Linked DNA regions of Homo sapiens: all the other regions are linked to region 3. The links are chromatin contacts, found by Hi-C or POLR2A ChIA-PET in ENCODE. All regions are on one chromosome and are shown on one strand. Each heading gives the region's core, a stretch centred on a gene start or an enhancer-like site at or near the end of the contact. The rest is flanking DNA. Distances are from core to core; before and after follow the strand shown.

The links. A loop is a pair of places that touch in the nucleus more often than their neighbours do. ChIA-PET counts read pairs that join two places held with the same protein, here RNA polymerase II (POLR2A). Pooled maps may share reads with other maps.
Region 1: a map with no recorded cell type shows a loop between it and region 3 (11-fold over the local background). The contact joins the promoter of GARRE1 here to the promoter of PDCD2L in region 3. A Hi-C loop is called at or near these places in 1 of 37 single-sample maps with no recorded cell type and 8 of 50 pooled maps. POLR2A ChIA-PET finds 5 or more read pairs at or near these places in 4 of 52 experiments (Panc1, WTC11 and activated B cell).
Region 2: a loop to region 3 is called in a pooled map, with 2.9 times the contacts of the local background. The contact joins the enhancer-like site here to the promoter of PDCD2L in region 3. A Hi-C loop is called at or near these places in 5 of 50 pooled maps. POLR2A ChIA-PET finds 5 or more read pairs at or near these places in 3 of 52 experiments (OCI-LY7, SK-N-SH and activated naive CD8-positive, alpha-beta T cell).

The regions. Positions count from the first base shown.
Region 1 is chr19:34,253,176-34,255,875 of GRCh38, forward strand. It overlaps GARRE1 (granule associated Rac and RHOG effector 1), which reads left to right and starts at 1,379. Exons shown (of 14, transcript NM_014686.5): 1 at 1,379-1,439. RefSeq lists an enhancer at 1,676-2,197.
Region 2 is chr19:34,217,129-34,219,828 of GRCh38, forward strand. It overlaps LSM14A (LSM14A mRNA processing body assembly factor), which reads left to right. Exons shown (of 10, transcript NM_015578.4): 7 at 2,263-2,445; 8 at 2,578-2,700. Among named protein-coding and RNA genes, the nearest start is that of GARRE1, 36 kb to the right of the region's middle. Within about 2 kb of position 1,328, at least 10 of the 41 ENCODE cell types and tissues checked have a DNase peak (open chromatin) inside an H3K27ac peak, as active enhancers do.
Region 3 is chr19:34,402,982-34,405,681 of GRCh38, forward strand. PDCD2L (programmed cell death 2 like) reads left to right here and starts at 1,418. Exons shown (of 7, transcript NM_032346.2): 1 at 1,418-1,557; 2 at 1,668-1,834; 3 at 1,949-2,009. The coding sequence starts at 1,450.

The sequences.
Region 1 (2,700 bases), core at 129-2,628, 150 kb before region 3:
GCTGGGATTATAGGCATGCGCCACCACGCCTGGCTGATTTTGTATTTTTAGTAGAGACGGGGTTTCATCATGTTGGTCAGGCTGGTCTCGAACTCCTGACCTCAGGTGATCCACGCGCCTTGGCCTCCCAAAGTGCTGGGATTACAGGCGTAAGCCACGGCGCCCGGCCTCCTTCAACGCTGAGTAATATTCTATTGTTATGTTTATACCACATTTTGTGAACCCATTCACCCGTGGATGGACATTGGGTTGCTTCCACCTTCTGACTAATATGAACATGGGTGTACACATTTATATCCACTCTTGCCTCCCCTCCGTAGTCCTTCCTTCTCCACACTGCATCTAGAGTAACCCCTTTACACTCTCAAGTATGGACAAATCACCTCTTGCTTAAAACTCATTAGTTTTGCAACACTGTCAAGTAAGACCTAACTTCTCACCACTCTGATTTATTATTGGAACACAAAACTGGGCCATGCTCCGTGGCTCAAGCACTTTGGGAGGCCGAGGTGGGCGGAACACCTGAGGTCAGGAGTTTGAGACCAGCGTGGCCAACATGGGGAAATCCCGTCTCTACTAATAACACAAAAATTAGCCGGGCGTGGTGGCGCACGCTTGTAATCGCAGCTATCCGGGAGGCTGAGGCAGGAGAATCACTTGAACCCGGGAGGTGGAGGTTGCAGCGAGCCAAGATCACGTCACTGCACTCCAGCCTGGGCGATAGAGCAAGACTCCGTCTCAAACAAACAAAACCCACAGAACTGGAAGACCCTTGCTGCTGCTTCTGCGTAATGTGTTCTCCTCCCTTCTCGTTTTTTTTTTTTTTTTTCTCCCTTCTACCCCTTAGGACCTCAGCTCCTGCTCTTTCCCTGGGGGAATTCCGGATCACTCTCCTTTACTAGGTCAGGGTACTCTCTCCCTCCCTCTTACTCTTTCCCCTCCTACCACTTGTCACCATTGGTACTATATTATCACCCGGATATGTGACAATGGTATTGTGTATTTACCACTAAGGAATAAACTTATGAGGGAGAGAGCACTACCCGTTCCTGCAGTGCCCGTCGGGGCCTGGCATCTAGGAAACACTCCATACGCCAGTAATCGATTTCAGTCAATTTCAGTAATAAATCCAGGAGGACGCAGCCCGACCCCTCCCGCCCGGGGGCCAAGCCATGGTGGGGGATCTGGGTGGACCTCCGGCTCTGGCCGCCAGTCCTCAACCTCCGCCCCGGCCGTCCCGCTTGGGGGCCCAGGGTCCCAGGAGAGGAGGCTCCGGGGCGCCCCCTCCCCTCTAATGCGAGAGGAGAGTCCGCTCTAGGCGCGGGATCCGCAACCTCCCCGCGTCCGCCCGAGGCGGGGGCGGGGCCGGACCGGAGACGTAACTTCCGGTGTACACAGCCGGTCCAAGGCGGTGCGCTGGGGGCCGGGGCGCGTCGCAGGTGAGGAGCGGGCGCGGCGGGCGCAGGCGGGGGCTGGCGGGCGGGGTCGGGCGGTGGGCGGTGGGCAGCGGGGCCGCGGGCCGCAGCCAGGGCAGACGGCGAGACGGGCCCGCGGGGCGCCGCTCCGCTCGGGGCCGCAGGGCGCGGGGCCGTGGGCTCCCGCCCCTTGCCCGCCCGCTGTGGAGGACGCCGGGCTTTGCGGGCGCTGGCCGGCCGACGGAAGCCCGGAGGGGCCTCCTGGCGCGAACCCGGGACCTGGGGGCGCGTCGGAGACTCGGCGGCCGCGGCACCGCAGGGGCGGGTCGGCGCCCGTCAGGCGGGGAAAGGGGACGCTCCCTCGGTTCGCCGGGGCCCGGGAGGTCGCGCTGGCGCCAGGACCCGCTCCCGGAAGCCCGCGGAGGGAGGGCGGCCTGCTGGCGGCAGGGGTCCGCTGGGGCTAGCCGGGGAGGCGGCCCTCACGCCATCCCGGGGCTGCCGGGCGGGCTGCGCGCACCTTCCCGGCGGCGCCAGGCTGCCGAGGAACGCGCTTTTCCGGCCCTGCGGAGCCAGCTGGCGCATTGGGCCCGAGGGGAGGGTCCGCGGGGACCGGGAGGGCCGGGGCTGAGCGTGGAGGACCCGAGCCCGAGGGACGAGCGCAGAGTCAGGGGTGTGTCTTTCTGCGCCGCGCGGTGCGAGGAAAGAAGCGTGCCTGGTTGGCATGATAAGAATTTTGTTTAGACTTTTTAGAAATTTTCCAGAGACTCAGCTTTGGGGGCCTCCAGTTTGAAAATACCTTGTTCTGGTCCCTCATCCCCATTATAAAAGCAGTTAATTCTCCTTTCCTGGCAAAACACTCAAGACGACACAAAAAGTCTTAAGGTAGAAAATGACAGTCATCTGCCAGTCTACCATTCAGTGACAACCACTGCTAACATTTTGGTGATAATCAATAAATACAGATAGGTATTGTTATTTTTATGGACTTTACAGTATGTGATTTAACCACCGATGAGCATTGAGATAGTTTCCAATTTGTCACAAGATAAACAATTCTGCCGGAAGGATTTGTTTGATATGGTCTTTTTTTTTTTTTTTTAATAAGAGACTGTTGCCCAGGCTGGTCTCAAAACTTCTGGCCTCAAGCGACCCTCACGCCTTCGCCTTCCAAAGTGTTGGGATTACAAGTGTGAGATATTACACCTGGTCTGATTGTTATCTTAGAATAAATTTACAAATGGGGTCAAAGGTAACTTTATTTGTTTTTTTTTGAGACAGTCTCCCT
Region 2 (2,700 bases), core at 78-2,577, 190 kb before region 3:
CACGCCTGTAGTCCCAGCTGCTCGGGAGGCTGAGGCAGGAGAATCACTTGAACCCGGGAGGCGAGGTTGTAGTGAGCCAAGATCGTACCACTGCACTCCAGCCTGGGCAACAGAGCGAGAGTCTGTCAAAAAAAAAAAAAAAAAAAAATTGAGCCCAGATCCTGTTTTTGAATCAGTTGTTTAAGAGCTGTAGTTTTCTTTTATGATTATTGATTTAATAAGGTTTTATATTTTCTTTATCTGTTTTGTAATATATAACATTCTAAAATCATTCATTTTATTAATATTTTCAAATTTATTAATGGAAAATAAATTATAATTTTACAACTCTTCTAAATTAAAAAGGGAATGTATAATCTACCTTATTTAGAAAATGATTGAAAAATGATCTTTCACTTAATTTTAGAAATCTAGATATGATATTTTTAGATGTATATGTACTCTTCTCTACATTTATATATATATATATTTTTATATCCCCCCCCCCCGTGTTTTTTTTTTTTTTTTTTTTTTTTTTGAGACAGAGTCAACCTCTGTCACCCAGGCTGGAGTGCAGTGGGGCACGATCTCAGCTCACTGCAACCTCCACCGCCCGGGTTCATGCCATTCTCCTGCCTCACCCTCCTGAGTAGCTGGGACTACATATGCCATGGAATACAGAATTTTGTTTAATTTGACTCATTATATTTTACCCTTTTTATTCAGAAAAAGAGAGAGCTCCCCTCCCAAAATAAAATAACTGCCATACTATCTTTCATTGCCCTTCAAAACTCACCCCACCAAAGAGGTTCATTAACAGAACAGTGCATATTCTTCCCGATTTTTTTTGTAGATTTTACAGACACAGACATCTATACCCAAAACCTTTTTTTTTTTTTTTTTTTTTCCCCCTGGAGATAGAATCTCGCTCTGTCACCCAGGCTGGAGTGTAGTGGTGCGATCTCTGCTCACTGCAGCCTTTGCCTCCCGGGTTCAAGCCATTCTCCTGCCTCAGCCTCCTGGGTAGGTGGGATTACAGGCATACGCCACCACGCCTGGCTAATGTTTCTGTATTTTTAGTAGAGATGGGGTTTCACCTTGTTGGTCAGGCTGGTCTCGAGCTCCTGACCTCGTGATCCGCCCGCCCCGGCCTCCCAAAGTGCTGGGGTTACAGGCGTGAGCCACCGCGCCTGGCCCCAAAATATTTTTTTTTAAGACAGAAGGATCATGGTGTAATTCTGGCTTGTGGCCGAGGCATTTTTAATAGTAGAGGTGAATGTTTCAAACATCCTACTTATCTAGATTTATGTCTGGATATGCTGCTGTGGGGTTTTGTGGTTTGTTTTCTCAAACCCAGGCAGTTTGCCAAACCTCAGCAAACAGCGCAAACCTATCTTGTTACCCTGTAGTCACTTCTCATCCTTGTCAGTATGTGTGGAGCATTTCACGCAATTGTGATCATTAAACTCATACTGGTTTCTGTTCTGCGTTTTTCAGTTAACATCAAATATTCTTCCTCTGTTTTTTTCTTGTTAGTCATTTTTCTTGTGTTGGATATTTGGGTTCCCACGTTTTTCACTATAAATTATGCTGCTTTGTATTGCTTTATCATGTCTCTTATGATTGGCTGAAATTTTACTGTGTTATAGAGGAGAGAGAATGTGTAGATACAGGAAGGCTTGAATAATATAGAGCCATCTGGAGAGACACAGTAAAGATGGAGTAGGAAGTGTTTTGAGTCAGTAAGGATTGGTGCTTGTCTGTTTTTTATCTGTGATGTGGAAATAACACCTATTTTCTTGCAATTTGTGCCGATTAGTGTTTATTTTTCTTACTATAAATCTTGGTTCCTGTTATTCTTTCCATAAAAGGCTTTCTACATTTTGAGAACCCACTGTGTGTCTGGCACTTCAGTTTGCCGGTGTTGGGGATATAGCAGTAAGGAAAACAAAGCCCCTGACCTCAAGGAGCATACATTAATTTAGTGCAGAAGCCTCCACACTTGCCTGGCTGTATACTCTGTCAGTAACACATGTGAGTGTGGACTCCATAAATACAAATGTTTAGAAATTTTGTGTGAGCTATTCTCAGTCTACATATTAAATATTAGTGAAACTTAATTTTTTATTTTGTATAAAAAATACAAATACAATAAAATATATAGAGAGACCTGTAAGCATTTCTGTTGTTGACTGTTGAATCTAAAGAGCACAATAGCAACATCTGTGCTAAACCAGCTATTACATATTGAATGTCCTTTGTATATATTCTTTATTATCATAGCTCCAGGTGCTCCTTCAGCTCCAAGGAGAGGGCGTGGGGGTCATCGGGGTGGCAGGGGAAGATTTGGTATTCGGCGAGATGGGCCAATGAAATTTGAGAAAGACTTTGACTTTGAAAGTGCAAATGCACAATTCAACAAGGAAGAGATTGACAGAGAGTTTCATAATAAACTTAAATTAAAAGGTAAGCTTTGATTTTTCTTTTCAGAAAATAATCTTATTTGATCTGTGAATTACAGATGTTTCTCAGATTAGGTGTTTTTATGTAATTCAGATTAGCTGTCTTGACTTTTCTGATATGTGCTTTTGTTCTTAGAAGATAAACTTGAGAAACAGGAGAAGCCTGTAAATGGTGAAGATAAAGGAGACTCAGGAGTTGATACCCAAAACAGTGAAGGAAATGCCGATGAAGAAGATCCACTTGGACCTAATTGCTATT
Region 3 (2,700 bases), core at 168-2,667:
CCCTCATCCCAACTCCTGACTACCATTGAACTGATTTTTTTCCCTCCGAAGTTCTGCGTTTACCAGAATGGCGCCTTTTGTGTCTGGCTTCTTCCCATGATGCTTTTGAAATTCACCCATGTTGTGCTGCAGGAATTGAAAAAACTGTATTGTGTGGCTGGGCGCGGTGGCTCACACCTGTAATACTAACACTTTGGGAGGCCGAGGTGGGCAGATCACTTGATTTCAGGAGCTCGAAACCAGCCTGGCCAACATGGTGAAACCCCGTCTCTACTAAAAATACAAAAAAGGCCGGGCATGGTGGCTCACGCCTGTAATCCCAGCACTTTGGGAGGCCAAGGTGGGCGGATCACCTGAGGTTGGGAGTTCGAGACCAGCCTGACCAACATGGAGAAACCCCATCTCTATTAAAAATACAAAATTAGCCAGGCATGGTGGCACATGCCTGTAATCTCAGCTACTCGGGAGGCTAAGGCAGAAGAATCGCTTGAACCTGGGAGGCAGAGGTTGCAGTGAGCTGGGATCACGCCAGTGCACTCCAGCCTGGGCGACAAGAGCGAAACTCCGTCTAAAAAAAAAAAAAAAAAAAAAGCCGGGCGCCGGGCGTGGTGGTGGGCGTCTGTAACCCCAGCTACTGGGTGGGGCTGAGGCAGGAGAATCACTTGAACCTGGGAGGCTGAGATGCAGTGAGATGGCGCCACTGCACTTCAGCCTGGGCGACCCAGCAAGACTCTGTCTCAAAAACAAAACAAAACAAAACAAAAATAAAAACTGAAAAATCTCAAACATATAAAACCCAAATAGAATAAATCTCCATGTGCCTGGCACCAAATTTCAACAATTATCAACTCATGGTCAATCTTACTGTATTTACACCCCACCACCTTAATTATGTAGTAGCAAATCGGAGGTATTTCATCTATAAGCATTTTGGTGTGTTTCTCTAAAAATTAAAAACTTTAACTTTTTAAAAAACTTTATTGTTCTTGTTAATGACTGATAATACCATTATCCCACCTAAAATTTTTATTTTCCGGGAAGGCTTTTTTCTGGTGGCTCACACCTGTAATCGCAACACTTTGGGAGGCGGAGGCGGGAGGATCGCTTGAACCCCAGGAGTTCAAGACCAGTGTGGGCAATATAGCAAGTCCTCGTCTCAGGAAAAAAAGGAAAAAAGAAAGTTAGCTTTTTGGCAAAACTACTTCCTAGTAGATGGTGTGTACTTCCTATCACAGCGCATTAAGGGGCACATAATGCCTGGGACTCCGGGATTTCGAGCCCCTGACGCCAGCGGCGCCTCTGTGGCTCTGGGACCTGAGCGCACGCGCCTTAAAGCCACGCCTCCGCATCGGATCCTAGTAAGGGAGCGGGGTTATCATTTTAGCGTAGCGTTGCGCGTGCGCAGAGAGGCCGCCGTAGTTTGCGTTTTCACCTGGTCGCCCGGCGGCCATGGCGGCCGTTCTGAAGCCGGTGCTGCTGGGCCTTCGAGATGCGCCGGTGCACGGCAGCCCCACAGGGCCGGGTGCCTGGACTGCTAGCAAGCTGGGCGGCATTCCGGTGAGGGCGGGTGCCGGAGCTGGGGTCGATGGGTGCTGCTGAAGGGTGCGGAGGGAGTGGGCGAGGTCCTGGGGGGAGTCGGGGTCTGAGCGCCTCCTCTGTCCCCTCAGGATGCTCTGCCCACCGTGGCTGCGCCCAGGCCCGTGTGTCAGCGCTGCGGGCAGCCGCTCGCTCTGGTCGTGCAGGTGTATTGCCCGCTGGAAGGCTCCCCGTTTCACCGTCTGCTGCACGTGTTCGCGTGCGCCTGCCCCGGCTGTAGCACCGGCGGTGCGCGCAGGTAGGCGGGGAAGTCCCAGAGCTGCTCCAGGGGTGTCCTTTCCAGCGGGCTGGGGCGGGCCGGCGGGCTGGAGTCGGGGTGCAGCCCTCACGGCCCTTTGTCTTCACCCCGAAGCTGGAAGGTGTTCCGCTCCCAGTGCCTGCAGGTGCCAGAGAGAGAGGCGCAGGACGCTCAGGTAAAGGTTGTGATTGGCATGTTATTGTTTTTCTGTCATTTGAGGATATTTTCCAGAGAATAGTTTGGGGCAGACTTTAAAGCCGTGTTCTTTGAAGTACACTGGAGTGTTTTTTGCTTTTCTGAAGAACCATAAAATGCTATTTTCGTAAAGTTTTTTTTTTTTTTTTTTTTTGAGACGGAGTTTCGCTCTGTCGCCCAGGCTGGAGTGCAATGGCGCGATCTCGGCTCACCGCAACCTCCGCCTCCCAGGTTCAAGCGATTCTCCTGCCTCAGCCTCCCTAGTAGCTGGGATTACAGGCATATGCCACCACGCCCGGCTAATTTTGTATTTTTAATAGAGACGGGGTTTCGCCATGGTGGTCAGGCTGGTCTCGAACTGCCGACCTCAGGTGATCCACCCGCCTCGGCCTCCCAAAGTGCTGGGATTACAGGCATGAGCCACCGCGCCCGGCCTTTCTTAAGGTTTTGTGAGAGTTTTTTTTTTCTTCTATTTTACTTTATTTTTATTTTCTAACTCCTTTGTTAAAAGGAGATGGAGGCCCAGCATGGTGGCTCACGCCTGTGATCCCACCGTTTTTTGAGAGGCTGAAGTGGGAGGATTGCTTGAGCTCAGAAGTTGGAGACCAGGCTGGGCGCGGTGGCTTACGCCTGTAATCCCAGCACTTTGGGAGGCCGAGGCGGGCGGATCT